3 separate regions of the Homo sapiens genome follow, and regions 1 and 2 are each linked to region 3. A link is a contact called in ENCODE Hi-C or POLR2A ChIA-PET data. All regions are on one chromosome and are shown on one strand. The core of a region is the stretch at or near the end of the contact, and the rest is flanking DNA. Distances in the headings are between cores, read along the strand shown. Region 1 overlaps ABCC1 (ATP binding cassette subfamily C member 1 (ABCC1 blood group)). Region 2 overlaps ABCC1 (ATP binding cassette subfamily C member 1 (ABCC1 blood group)). Region 3 has its middle 19 kb from the start of MIR6506.

The links. Hi-C counts contacts between places; a loop is a spot of excess contacts on that map. ChIA-PET counts read pairs that join two places held with the same protein, here RNA polymerase II (POLR2A). Pooled maps may share reads with other maps.
Region 1: a loop to region 3 is called in a pooled map, with 13 times the contacts of the local background. The contact joins two enhancer-like sites. A Hi-C loop is called at or near these places in 10 of 50 pooled maps. POLR2A ChIA-PET finds 5 or more read pairs at or near these places in 2 of 52 experiments (activated B cell and activated CD8-positive, alpha-beta memory T cell).
Region 2: a loop to region 3 is called in a pooled map, with 2.8 times the contacts of the local background. The contact joins two enhancer-like sites. A Hi-C loop is called at or near these places in 2 of 37 single-sample maps with no recorded cell type and 3 of 50 pooled maps. POLR2A ChIA-PET finds 5 or more read pairs at or near these places in 1 of 52 experiments (OCI-LY7).

What each region holds. Positions count from the first base shown.
Region 1 is chr16:15,958,893-15,963,471 of GRCh38, reverse strand. The region is part of intron 1 of ABCC1 (ATP binding cassette subfamily C member 1 (ABCC1 blood group)); the gene reads right to left. Among named protein-coding and RNA genes, the nearest start is that of ABCC1, 12 kb to the right of the region's middle. RefSeq lists an enhancer at 4,286-4,579. Within about 2 kb of position 1,856, at least 7 of the 41 ENCODE cell types and tissues checked have a DNase peak (open chromatin) inside an H3K27ac peak, as active enhancers do.
Region 2 is chr16:15,995,720-16,000,006 of GRCh38, reverse strand. All of the region lies in intron 1 of ABCC1 (ATP binding cassette subfamily C member 1 (ABCC1 blood group)), which reads right to left. Among named protein-coding and RNA genes, the nearest start is that of ABCC1, 48 kb to the right of the region's middle. Within about 2 kb of position 1,451, at least 30 of the 41 ENCODE cell types and tissues checked have a DNase peak (open chromatin) inside an H3K27ac peak, as active enhancers do; they include OCI-LY7, where a contact is called at or near this core.
Region 3 is chr16:15,589,668-15,594,359 of GRCh38, reverse strand. No RefSeq gene overlaps it. Among named protein-coding and RNA genes, the nearest start is that of MIR6506, 19 kb to the left of the region's middle. RefSeq lists enhancers at 2,994-3,288, 2,635-3,834. Within about 2 kb of position 3,324, at least 33 of the 41 ENCODE cell types and tissues checked have a DNase peak (open chromatin) inside an H3K27ac peak, as active enhancers do; they include OCI-LY7, where a contact is called at or near this core.

The sequences.
Region 1 (4,579 bases), core at 607-3,106, 370 kb before region 3:
ACCAATGCAGTAAAGAAGGGAAATATGGGGTCAGAGCCCCCACACAGAGTCCCCACTGGGGTACTGCCTAATGGAGCTGTGAGAAAAGGGCCACCATCCAGAACCCAGAATGGTAGATCCACCTGCAGCTACATCGTGTGCCTGGAAAAGACGGAGACACTCAACGCCAACCTGTGAAAGCAGCCAGGAGCGGGGCTATACCCTGCAAAGCCACAGGGGCAGAGCTGCCCAAGGCCGTGGAAGCCCACCTCTTGCAACAGTGTGACCTGGATGTGAGACACGGAGTCAAAGGAGATAACTATGGAACTTGAAAGTTTTATGACTGGCCTATTGGATTTCAGACTTGCATGGGGCCTGCAGCCCCTTTGTTTTGGCCAATTTCTCCCATTTCAAACGGGTGTATTTATCCAATGCCTGTACCCCCATTGTATCTAGGAACTAACTAACTTCTTTTGATTTTACAGGCTGATAGGTGAAAGAGACTAGATTTTGTCTCAGATGAGATTTTGGACATAGACTTTTGAGTTAATGCTGAAATGAGTTAAGACTTTGGGGAACTGTTGGGAAGGCATAATTGTGTTTTGAAATATGAGAAAGATGAGATTTGGGAGGGGCCAGGGGCAGAATGATATGGCACGGCTCTGTGTCCCCGCACAAATCTCATCTTGAATTGTAATCTTAATTGTAATCCCCACGTGTTGGTGGAGGGACCTCACTGGAGGTGATTAGATCATGGGAGCGGTTCCCCCATGCTGTTCTCCTGATAGTGAGTCCTCAGAAGATCTGATGGTTTTATACCGGCTTTTCTCCTCTTTACTCTGCACTTCTGTCTCCTGCCACCATGTGAAGAAGGACATGTTTGCTTTCCTTTCCACCATCATTTTAAGTTTCCTGAGGCCTCCCCAGCCATGCAGAACTGTGAGTCAATTAAACCTCTTTCCTTTATAAACTACGCAGTCTCAGGTATTTTTTCATAGCAGCATGAACAAACTAATATCAGTACCATGTTCAGGCTTTATTTAAATATCTTTGTATTGTTTGTTCTGTCATATGGAACACATGTCACTTGTGATCAGAAAACTCTGCAATTAAATTAGTTTAGGTGTAAAAATCAGAGTGACATTAGCATGGTGAGACTATCAGTAATGTTTTTACACATTGTTAAATTATTGATTTAAAAGCAATTTTTAAAATAAGTCCAAAGATGTTTAAAATTTAAACACATCTTTTAAAAAACTGAACAAAACCAAAGCACACTTCTGCTTTGATCTCCTGACCTCTGGAAAGTAAGGTTTAACTTAACTGGGCAAAGCCCTCTCACACACAGCCAAGCAACATGGGCCTGATCACTTCCCAGCTTGCTCAATTTTTCTGATATGGCAGGAAAACAACAGGTGCTTAATAAGTGCTGGTGGGCCCATTAGTGGGAGTATAAACTGCTGCAGTAACCTGACAATTAACTATCAAATTTCAAAATGCACATACTGTCAACCTAGCAATTTCCTGTGGGAAAATTTATTCTGCTGAATCATTTACATATATTTGCATACATGTGCCTTCAGTGCAGCACTGCTTATCACAGCAAGAAACCAGGAACTGGGAATGACCTTGATAGACACCAAGAGGGGAATGGGTGAATACATGGCTCAGCCATTTAACAGGCAAATGCGTGGCTTGTTTAAAAAAAAAAAAAAAAAAAAGTTGATTTGATTGGCTTTTACTTTCAATTTGCATGGGCTTAAAATGGCAAGAAAATCAACACTGGTTAAGTGAAGAGAACAAGAGACAAAACAGTATTTAAAATACCCAACTAGGGAGGGAAAAAATGAATATGTAAACATATACACACAAACGAACACGTTCTTGCACATACATTTGCATATACTTGAAACTTTTCTCGAAAAACACCCAAGAAACTATCATCAACAACCATCATCAATAACGGCTACTTCTGGGAACAAAGGGCAGGGTGGGAACATACTAAAACTTTTATTTTTCCCTTTATATTCTTCTAGAATATTCACCTTAAAGTATTAGCATCATCAACAAAGTTGCAGTACAAGATCTTCCTCCTGCAATCAGCCAGATCAATTCAACAACATCTTGTTTTAAAACAAGAGTTTTCTAGCAACCTATAGAAAGTCCTCTTAACCACAGGAAAAAAGTACCTCATCATCTTACGAACAAGCCTTTGGCGGAGAATCAAAGGCAACTGGGGAGTGGGGAAACCCAAGTTGGTCTTGATCACAAACGTTTCAGTTAAGGTTCTGAGAAAGAGAAGAGACTCATAAAACAAAATAAACTGAATTTTTAAGACCTGAGATTCAGCAGGGCGTAGTGCCTCATGCCTGTAATCCCAGCACATGGAAGGGCCAAGGTGGGTGGATTGCTTGAGCCCAGGAGTTCGAGACCAGCCTGAGCAGCATAGCAAGACCCCCATCTATTTTAAAAAAAAAAAAAAAAAAAAAAAACCTGCGTTTCATTCAAACATAAACAGATCAGAAGGTTCTTGCTTCTGCCAGGGACCATGCATTGTTCTACTTCCTTGCTGAGCTGGTAAGCGCCTTCCCTGGAAATTCCAGGACCACAAGCCATTGTGTTAGTGCTTTATGCATTTTGCCGAATGCTCCAGGCTAGATTTTTATGAGATGGGCTCTGCAGTTCCTTTGAGTTAAACTCCTCAATACTTTAACCACACCATGATCTTCCTCAAGGCCTATGCACATTCTCTTCCCACTCTGGGACTCCCTTCCCCCACATCCTTGCATGGCCAGCTTTGCCACTGAGCTCTGGGGTCAAACCTCACCGCCTCCGAAAGGCCTTCTGTGGACATCCCTCCGTAGTAGTTTGCACCTCACCCAGTTTTTCCCGGTTCAAGTCTTTGCAGCACTTGCCAGCATCTGAAATCATTTCCGTCACCCTCAGTGTAAACCCCATGAGAACATGGGCCTGGTCTGTCCTGTTCACTGTTGTATCCTCAGTGCCTAGAGCAGCAGCAGCACATAGTAGCTGCTCAATTAATAATGACTGAATAAATGAATGAATGAAAAGCAGTGTGGGAAGAACAATACAATGAACCCAGGGGTATCAAAGACCACACGAGGCTGGGCGTGGTGGCTCACACCTGTAATCCCAGCACTCTGGGAGACTGCTTGAGCTCAAGAGTTCAAGACCAAACTGGGCAACATAGTGAAACCCCATCTCTACAAAAAAAAATACAAAAATTAGCCGGGTGTGCTGGTGCATGCCTGTAGTCCCAGCTACTTGGGAGGGTGAGTTGGGAGGGTCACTTGGCCTGGGAGGTCGAGACTGCAGTGCAGTGGTACAATCAGCTAGGGCGACAGAACAAGACTCCATCCATCAATCAGTCAAACACCACACAAATTTCTTGTACTGGGAAGACTTAGACATCACACATATTCTCCAAACAAGTATTACCTAGGAGGCCAGTAAAAGGTACACTGAGGTTCCTCAGAGAGAAAACTCACAGAGAGGAAGATAAAAGCTCCATAAAAATCTCAATTACTACTTGAGGGTTACAGGATGCTAGCCTAGAGCCTCCCTCCCTAGACAGGTTTCTCAGAGAGAAAACTCACAGAGAGGAAGAGAAAACCTCCATAAAAATCTCAATTCCTGAGGGTTACAGGATGCTAGCCTAGGGGCACCCTCCCTGGTCATTAACACCCACTTTCCAGAACCTGGCAACCTCCCCAGGAGATGAATCCCACAGTTAAACTAAGGGGACACTTAAGTGGAATCTCAACTTTGTAATCGTCCACTTCTCCTGGGGCACTTTAAAATGAAGGAGTAGAGCTTCAAAGCTGATCTCTCAAGAAAGCCATTTTCGGCTGGGCATGGTGGCTCACGCCTGTAATCCCAGCACTTTGGGAGGCCGAGGCAGGAGGATCGCTTGAGCCCAGGAGTTTGAGACAAGCCTGGGCAACATGGTGAGACCCTGACTCTACAAAAAATACAAAAATTAGCCGGGTATGGTGGTGTGCACCTCTGGTCCCAGCTACCTGGGAGGCTAAGGTGGGAAGATAGCTTCAGCCCAGGAGGTCGAGGCTGCAGTGAGCTATGATTGTGCCACTGCACTCCAGCCTGGGTGACAGAGGGAGACCCTGTCTCAAAAGAAAAAAGAAAGAAAAAGAAAAAGAAAGCCATTTTTGTTTTCCCAGGGGAGAATGAACTGTCACAACTCCAACTGGGAAAATGGAAAAAGGTAAAAAGACACAGCCCTCAGTAAAAAAGAAACTGCCGCAAGTTTCTTCTCTAGCTAATTGGAGTTTAACCTCCTTAACGTCTCATTAAGCTTCTCCAAGGCAACCCCAGTAAGCCAATTACACTAGAATTTCGACAGCCCACAACCTCCTAGGGAAATGCAGGATGAGGAGGAAGGTCTTGCTCCATGTTTCTCCCCCATATTCCTCCACACCAGTGGCTGTGTGATTTCACACCCCAGGGAACATATGGAAACATCTAGAGGCATTTTCGGTTGTCACAACAAGAGGAGGTGCTACCAGCATCTACTAGGGGGTAGAGGCCAGGTTTGGGGCTAAGACTACGCTGCACAGAACAG
Region 2 (4,287 bases), core at 202-2,701, 410 kb before region 3:
GGCATGCACCTGTAGTCCCAGCTACTCGGGAGGCTGAGGCAGAAGAATCACTTGAACCTGGGAAGCAGAGGTTGCAGTGAGCCCAGATCGTGCCACTGCACTCCAGCCTGGCGACAAAGCGAGACTCAGGCTGAAAGAAAGAAAGAAAGAAAGAAAGAAAGAAAGAAAGAGACAGAGAGAGAGAGAGAGAGAGAGAGGAGAGAGAGAGAGAGAGAGAGAGAGAGAGAGAGAGAGAGAAAGAGGCCGGGCACAGAGGCTCACACATTTAATCCCAGCAATTTGGGAGACCGAAATGGGAGGACAGCTGGAGCCCAGGAATTCTAGACCAGCCTGGGCAACACAGTGAGACCCCATTTCTTTTATTTTTCTTTTTCTATTTTTTTTTTCTTTTGAGACGGAGTTTCACTCTTGTTGCCCAGGCTGGAGTGCAATGGAGAGATTTCAGCTCACCGCAATCTCTGCCTCCCGGGTTCAAACGAGTCTCCTGCCTCAGCTTCCCGAGTAGCTGGGACTATAGGCGCCTGCCACCACGCCTGGCTAATCTCGTATTTTTAGTAGAGATGGGGTTTCTCCATGTTGGTCAGGCTGTCCTGGAACTCCCAACCTCAGGTGATCCGCCCACCTCAGCCTCCCAAAGTGCTGGGACTACAGGCGTGAGCCATCGCACCCAGCGAGACCCCATTTCTTTAAAAAAATTTTTTTGGCTGGGCACAGTGGCTCACGCCTGTAAACCCAGCACTTCGGGAGGCCAAGGTGGGAGAATCATGAGGTTAGGAGATGGAGACCATCCTGGCTAACACGGTGAAACCCTGTCTCTACTAAAAATATTAAAAAACAAATTAGCCAGGTGTGGTGGCGGGCACCTGTAGTCCCAGCTACTCAGGAGGTTGAGGCAGGAGAATGGCATGAACCCAGAAGGCAGAGCTTGCAGTGAGCCGAGATCGCAGCACTGCACTCCAGCCTGGGAGACAGAGCGAGACTCCGTCTCAAAAAAATATAAAAATTTTTTTTTAATTTTTTTAAAAGTCAGGAAAACACATCATTTGGAAGAGTTCTGGAGAGGATTCAATGGGACAATGTGTGACAGGTGCTGATACAGTCTAGAGACAATAAACCGTAGTAGCAGATACTAATAGTTGATAATAATCACCACTGCCACCACCACTGTATTGCCCAGAGATAAGAAGTCTAAAGGACAAAGAAAAGTTGTCCTTTCAAGCAAGAAAGTAAGCTACAGAAGAAACCAGAGAGCATTTAAGGACACCGGAACTCCAGGGAAGGAGAGGTCAGGAAACGCTGAGCAAAGGAAGGTGTTTCCCCTGCAGAAAGCAAATTGAAGAGCACAGGCTAGCTTCCTGCTCAGAGCCAGATGGCCAGCCCAGACCCAAAGGGCGGCTGTGGGAGGGAGCAGAAGGAAGGGAAGGAAGGCATGACGAGAGGAAATCTGACTCTGACCATGAACTATGACTGTTACAGAAAGCAGCCAACACGGGTCACCCCTGCCATCCACCCCCACATCACCTCCATCACAGCCCCTACAGCGGCCAACAGCATAGGTCACAAAGCTAAGATCATCTGAGGACCGGGCACAGTGGCTCACGCCTGTAAACCCAGCACTTTGGGAGGCTGAGGCGGGAGGATTGCTTGAGCTCAGGAGTTCAAGAAAAGCCTGGGCAACAAAGTAAGACCCTGTCTTCACCAAAAAAATTTAAAAATTATCCAGGCGTGGTAGTGCAGGCCTGTAGTCCCACCTACTCAGAAGGCTGAAGTGGGAGGATCTTTTGAGCCTAGGGGCTTGAGGCTGCAGTGAGCTTTGATCGTCCCACCCAGGCACTCCAGCCTGGGTGACAGAGTAAGAGACTGTCTCAAAGAAACAAAGTATCGGGACTGGGCGCAGTGGGTCACACCTGAAATCCCAGCACTTTGGGAGGCTGAGGAGGGCAGATCACTTGAGGCCAGGAGTTCAAGACCAGCCTGGCCAACATAGTGAAACCCCATCTCTACTGAAAAAGAAAAAAAAAATACATTAGCCAGCCATGGTGGCAAATGCCTGTAATCCCAGCTAGTCGGGCAGCTGAGGCACAAGAATCGCTTAAACCCAGGAGGTGGAGGTTGCAGTGAGCAGAGATCAGGTCATTGTCCTCCAGCCTGGGTGACAGAGCGAGACTCTGTCTCAGGGAAAAAAAAAAAAAAAAAAAAAAGGTATCGAGGCCTCCTGGATGTTCCTTACCGGCAGGGACCCTAATGTGTCCTTCTTTACTTTAACAACTCCAGGAGGTAAGAAGTGCGACTCTCACTACTGGAGGCTTCTGGGAAAAACGGTGAATAATGGGCAATACCTAAAGGCTCAAGGAAGGGACGATTCCCTGGCAGTCTGCAGGCCACTTGCTGTTCCCAACTCAAAGAATCACAGCTACCCGAGGCTGCTTCCTAATCTAGGGAAATCCAGCCAGGCCCACCACGCTCTGAGCAGAATCAGAAGGACCCAACTCTCCAGACACACAATTCAGCCACAAGAGATGAGTCCTGAACACGGTCACCGGTCACTGCACTGGCCCAGGGCCTGCCCTTTGGGGAACCTGGCCCACAGAAATCTTTACAGAGAAAGCGCAAGTCGGCTGGGCGCGGTGGCTCACGCCTATAATCCTAGCACTTTCAGAGGCCAAGGCAGGTGGATCACGAGGTCAGGAGATCAAGACCATCCTGGCTAACATGGTGAAACCCCGTCTCTACTAAAAATACAAAAAAATTCACCAGGCGTGGTGGCACAGGCCTGAGTCCCGGCTACGTGAGAGGCTGAGACAGGAGAATCGCTTGAACCCAGGAGGCAGAGGTTGCAGTGAGCCGAGATTGCACCACTGCACTCCAGCCTGGGCGATAGAGCGAGACTCCGTCTCAAAAAAAAAAAAAAAAGAGAAAGCGCATGTCCTCCCCAGCTCCCGGCTCCCTCCAACAGAGGCTTCTCCTTGCTGGACACTTCACCAGCTTGATCAAGTTGTGTCTCCATGCCCTCAGCCCTGACACTCAAAGAGTTGGGGACCCCGTCCAAGTCCGAGTGGCCCCTGACCTTTGTGTGTTCATAAAATTCCTGTTGCATAGCGTCATGTTTTCTGGGCTGAATGATGATGACTAAGGCACTAGGCATTGATCTAAGTCTTCCCATACAAGATCCTGGTGCTGACCTCCTTTCTGTACATGACCCTGGCCTTGACCTGCCTTCCTGGTTCAGCCCTGATTATCATGGAAGTCCTCGTGCACCGGGCAGCTCACTAACTTTGCCCTACACCCTTACTGCTCCCATCTGGATGGCACAGGTTCTGCACAGATGCTCCACCAGGGCCTGCAGGGATAAGGCAAGCAGGCCTGCAGGGATAACGCATGCAGCCCTGCCAGGGACCCAGCCAGCCAACTCCAGGACAGGAGGGAAGGCCACAGAGAGGATGGGGCAGACAACAGGCAGAAAAAGTGATTATGAATCTCAACTGCCACTGATGGGAGGTAATGAGGACATACTGTGTACCACAAGTTCCACTGAGGCCTGAGCATCCACTCCCAATTCAACCATCTCAATAACTCACAACCAGCTGGGTGCAGTGGCTCATGCCTATATTTCCCAGCACTTGAAGAGGCAGAGGCAGGAGGATAGTTTGAGGCCAGGAATTTCAGATCAGCTTGGGCAACACAGTGAGACTGTATCTCTACAAAAAAATTTAAAAACTTAGCTGGCCGGGTGGAGGGGTTCACGCCTGTAATCCCAGCACTTTGGGAGGCTGAGGCGGGCGGATCATGAGGTCAGGAGTTCGAGACCAGCCTGGCCAACATAGTGAAACCCTCTCTCTACTAAATGTACAAAAATTAGCCGGGCATGGTGGCGTGCGCCTGTAGTCCCAGCTACTCAGGAGACTGAGACAGGAGAATCGCTTGAACCCAGGAGGTGGAGGTTGTGGTGAGCCGAGATCAGGCCACTGCACTCCAGCCTGGACAAAAGAGTGAGACTGCATCTCAAAAAAAAAAAAAAAAAAAAAAAAACTTAGCTGGGCGTGGTGGTACACACCTGTAATCCCAACACTTTGGGGGACCGAGGCAGGAGGATCACTTGAGCCCAGGAGTTCGAGACCAGAGGTGGCAATGGAGTGAGACTCCCCACCTTCTACAAATAAAAAAATTTAAAAGTAGCCAGATGTGATGACGTTTGCCTTTAGTCCCAGCTACTCCAGAGGCTGACGAAGGAGGATCCCTTGAGCCCAGGAGTTCGAGGCTGCAGTGAGCTATGACTGCACCACCGAA
Region 3 (4,692 bases), core at 2,075-4,574:
GTCTGTCTGTCTGTCTGTGGGGAGGAATTACAAACCAATACAGTTCTGCCATCTTTCATTTTGGGTCTCCTCAACTTCTCTCCCCTTCTGGAAATAGAATTGTGAGGTGGAGAGTAAATCCGTCTACATCTTAGAGGCCTTTTAAACTCAGCACACGCCGAAGCAGGTGGCTGGATGGTGGGCCCTTCGTCGTCAGGATCCTCCAAGTTTTCCAGCCTTTGTTCCAGCTTATAATTACATGTGGGAAAATACAGTAACCACAAAAACCTTCCAGTTAGAAAACTCTATTAATTCCTAGGCTCTCTCTTCTTGTGAAAGAAATCCAGCGTGCCCGCTGTCTCGTTTTTGGTCACTGCTAAGCATGCTTTTTGAATAAGCCAATTTGGAAAAGAGTTATTCCACAGATACAGTTGTGAAGCCCTCCCATCCCCTGAGACCGCCATTACCCCGTCACCCCTGCCACCAGCACCCTCTGGCAAGAATTTAAAAGGACCCAGAAGAGACTTGAGTAAATTGCTTCTTGATGACATTTTTTTCAAGTTCAGCAATGTTAAAAGCTGCTAAAGACCTTTCCAAACATTTCACGATGGCAAATTTGTGCAGAAAAAGTTGAGTAGCCATCGTGCCCCTTTTGAGCGGCGTCAGGAGGTCTTGTTAGGTGTGGACTGGGGCTGGAACGGTGGCTTTGCATTTATCTTTGTTTGTTTCCCACCTAGGAAGGTGATTCAGAGGTGGGGGCCTAGAAGACAGCTGTCTGGGGGAGAGCAGACCTGTCCGTAGCAGAGGGGGCTGCGCTGATTGAAGAAGATCTGTTCCCTCTCTGTTCCCTTTGCCAGAAGGAGCGTTGCGCTTTGGGATTCACCTTCACTTTCTAGCTGCTTCCATGGGCAGAGGGTGAGTCATGGCGCAGAAGCCCTCAGCGGCCTCCACCCACCTGCTGTCCCCATTGCTGGGGGGGGGGGCGGTGGGCGGCAAAACTTCCTCAATTCTCCTAGTGTCCCTGGCTGGGCCTTAAACTGACAAAGACATTAATAGGAAAAAAGCAAACAAATTTTACTTCATACCAGTTTTGCGAGAGTCTTCATAAGGAAATGAAGACCCCAGAGAAATGGCTAAGCCTGAGTGGTTTTTTGTTTTGTTTTTTGGTTTTTTGAGACAGTCTCACTCTGTCACCCAGGCTGGAGTGCAGTGGCATAATCTCAGCTCACTGCAACCTCCACCTCCCAGGTTCAAGCGATTGTCCTGTCTCAGCCTCCCGAGTAGCTGGGATTACATATGTGCACCATCACACTGGCAAATTTTTGTATTTTTAGTAGAGATGAGGTTTCACCATGTTGGCCAGGCTAGTTTTGAACTCCTGAGCTCAAGTGATCCTCTGGGCTCAGCCTCCCAAAGTGCTGGAATTACAGGCATGAGCCACCACGCCTGGCTGAGAACGCTTTTTTTTGGGGGGGGGGGGGGCGGGGGGAAAAGGGCTAGAGAGCTTAGAAGGTGCCAAGCCAGAGCACCAAGAGCCAGAACTTTCCTTAGCAAGATGAAGAGAAGAATACACACGTTCCGGGAAGGAACGCCTTGGAAGTGGGGGAGCTGAGGTGCAGAGGAAGAAGGCATTGCAGGGTGGAAGGGGCCGTTCTTAGAGGGAAATCCTGCTCAGTGGCTGGGCTGCTCAGCTCCTCACTCCGCACGAGGTGGTGAACCAACCAGGAGCATCCGCAGGGGAGCAGTACCAGGGCCAGCAGGGAACATATTGGGCCTGCTTGGCACCGTCTCTTCCATCCGCCTCAGGCAGCTCATGTGATGGCCTCCAAAGGCTTCCCAGGTGCAGGGCCTGGGCATGAGGGAACCCCCGCTCCTACCACCCACCTGCCCCCACTGCAGTTTCTGGTATCAGCAAGTGCAGACAAATCCACACTGGGGCTGCAGGGTCGCCGCCCTTGGTATTTCAGCAGCCAGAGTCTGATGCATCAAGGGCAGGTGTGGCAAGAATCAGGAAATACATTTTTTTTTTTTTTGAGACAGAGTCTCACTCTATCGCCCAGACTGGGGTGCAGTGGCACGATCTCGGCTCACTGCAACCTCCTACCGGGTTCAAGCGATTCTCATGCCTCAGCCTCCGAACAGCTGGGATTACAGATGCTGCCACCACACCTGGCTAATTTTTTTTGAGACGGGGTTTTGCCATGTTGCTCTGGCTCGTCTCAAACTCCTGGCCTCAAGTGGTTCACTTGCCTCGGCCTCCCAAAGTGCGGGGATTACAGGCGTAATATAATATAGATATTATATATAGATATAGATATAGATGTCTCTATAATATCTATATATAAATAGATATATCTATTATATATAATAGAGATATATATCTATATATAATATATAGATATCTATATATTATATATAGATATATATCTATATATTATGTATAGATATAATATAGTCACACAGTCAACCATGCCCGGAACCCCCAAGCCCCCACTTTTTTTTTCCGAGATGGAGTCTCACTCTGTTGCCCAGGCTGGAGTGCAATGGTGCGATCTCGGCTCTTTGCAACCTCCGCCTCCTGGTTTCAACCGATTCTCCTGCCTTAGCCTTCCGGGTAGCTGGGATTACAAGCATGTGCCACCACACTTGCTAATTTTTGTATTTTTAGTAGACATGGGGTTTCACCCTGTTTTTTAAATTCTCTAAAAGGAAGAGGACACTTTTTTTGTTGTTGTTGTTGTTGTGTTGTGTTGTGTGTGTGTGTGTGTGTGTGTGTGTGTGTGTGTTTTGAGACAAAGTCTTGCTGTGTCTCCAGACTGGAGTGCAGTGGCGCAATCTCGGCTCACTGCAACCTCTGCCTCCCAGGTTCAAGCGATTCTCCTGCCTCAGCCTCCCAAGTAGCTGGGACCACAGGCGCCCACCACCATGCCCAGGTAATTTTTTTGTATTTTTAGTACAGATGGGTTTTCACCATGTTAGCCAGGATGGTCTCAATCTCCTGATCTCGTGATTTGCCCGCCTCGGCCTCCCAAAGTGCTGGGATTACAGGCGTGAGCCACCGTGTCCAGCCCTGTTTGCTTTTAAATGGGAGAGACCTGTTTAAATCCCTCCGATGGGAAGAGAAAGAACAATTGGGGCTACAGTGGTGGGGAGGGAGGGAGATGAATGATGACTCTGTCACTAACAACCCCTGGGACCGTGGGCAGTGGATTTACTGCCACTTCCTCATCTGTAAAGTGAGAAGTGATAACAGGATCTGACTCACTGTTTCAAGTGTTTATTCTGCCTCCGCTTGCAACCTCTTGCAACCTCCGCTTGAAAAGGGTAATGGATTTACTGCTACTTCCTCATCTGTAAAGTGAGAAGTAATAACAGGATCTGACTCATCAGGCTGATGTGAGGAGGGAACCAGCCAGTGTGAGCACATTGCTCAAGGCATAGAGATAAGCTACAATAAATGTTATTCCCATTATCAACCTCCTCCATGGCTTCTAAAAGGAGCAAGTCTAGGTGTGCAGGACCCCACAGTCTGCAAGGTTTCCCAGCTTGGAAGGTGGCCCTGGTAATCTGGAAGCGTCTGTGACAGCTTAAATAAATTGGATTTTTTAATGTTTTCTTTTTTTAAAAAAATCAGTAGGAATTACAGGAACATACAGTAGGTGTACCCAGAGCTTAGCGGAAGTACCAGAGGCAGGATTTTGATGAGGGTTTGATCTCCTCTGGTTCGTTGGATCTGTGAGTGACTGCTGTATAACTGGCCTGAGGTCAGACCTCGCTGACCCCCCCACTCCCCTCTCCCCTTTTTTTTTGAGATGGAGTCTCGCTCTGTCGCCCAGGCTGGAGTGCAGTGGCACAATCTCTGCTCACCGCAAGCTCTGCTCACTGCAAGCTCCGCCTCCCGGGTTCACGCCATTTTCCTGCCTCAGCCTCCTGAGTAGCTGGGACTACAGGCGTCCACCACCACGCCCGGCTAATTTTTTGTATTTGTAGTAGAGATGGGGTTTCACCGTGTTAGCCAGGATGGTCTCGATCTCCTGAACTCGTGATCCGCCCGCCTCGGCCTCCCAAAGTGCTGGGATTACAGGCTTGAGCCACCACGCCCGGACCCCCCAAGCCCCCCCTTTTTTTTTTCCGAGATGGAGTCTCACTCTGTTGCCCAGGCTGGAGTGCAATGGTGCGATCTCGGCTCTTTGCAACCTCCGCCTCCTGGTTTCAACCGATTCTCCTGCCTTAGCCTCCCGAGTAGCTGGGATTACAAGCATGTGCCACCACACTTGCTAATTTTTGTATTTTTAGTAGACATGGGGTTTCACCATGTTAGCCAAGTTGGTCATGAGCTCCTGACCTCAAGTGAGCCTCCCACCTCGGCCTCCCAAAGTGCTGGGATTACAGGCATGATCCACAGTGCCCAGCCTTGACCCACATTTTTTATGGGGAAAAGAGGGCGGTGGGCCCTTTGCAGCCTGAGTTTTCACTGCACGTTGGAGCGGGAGGGGTCTGTGGTGGGTGGAATTGGGTCCTCCCCAAATGCATGTCTACGTGGAGCCTCAGAATGTGACCTTGGTTGGAAAGAGGGTTTTTGCAGAAGTAATTAAGGAAAGGGTCCAAATGAGATCATACTGCATTCGGGTGGCCCTCACTCCAATGACTGGTGTCTTTTTAAGATGAGAGGGTGCACAGAGGCACATATACAGCGGAGGCGGCCACGTGGAG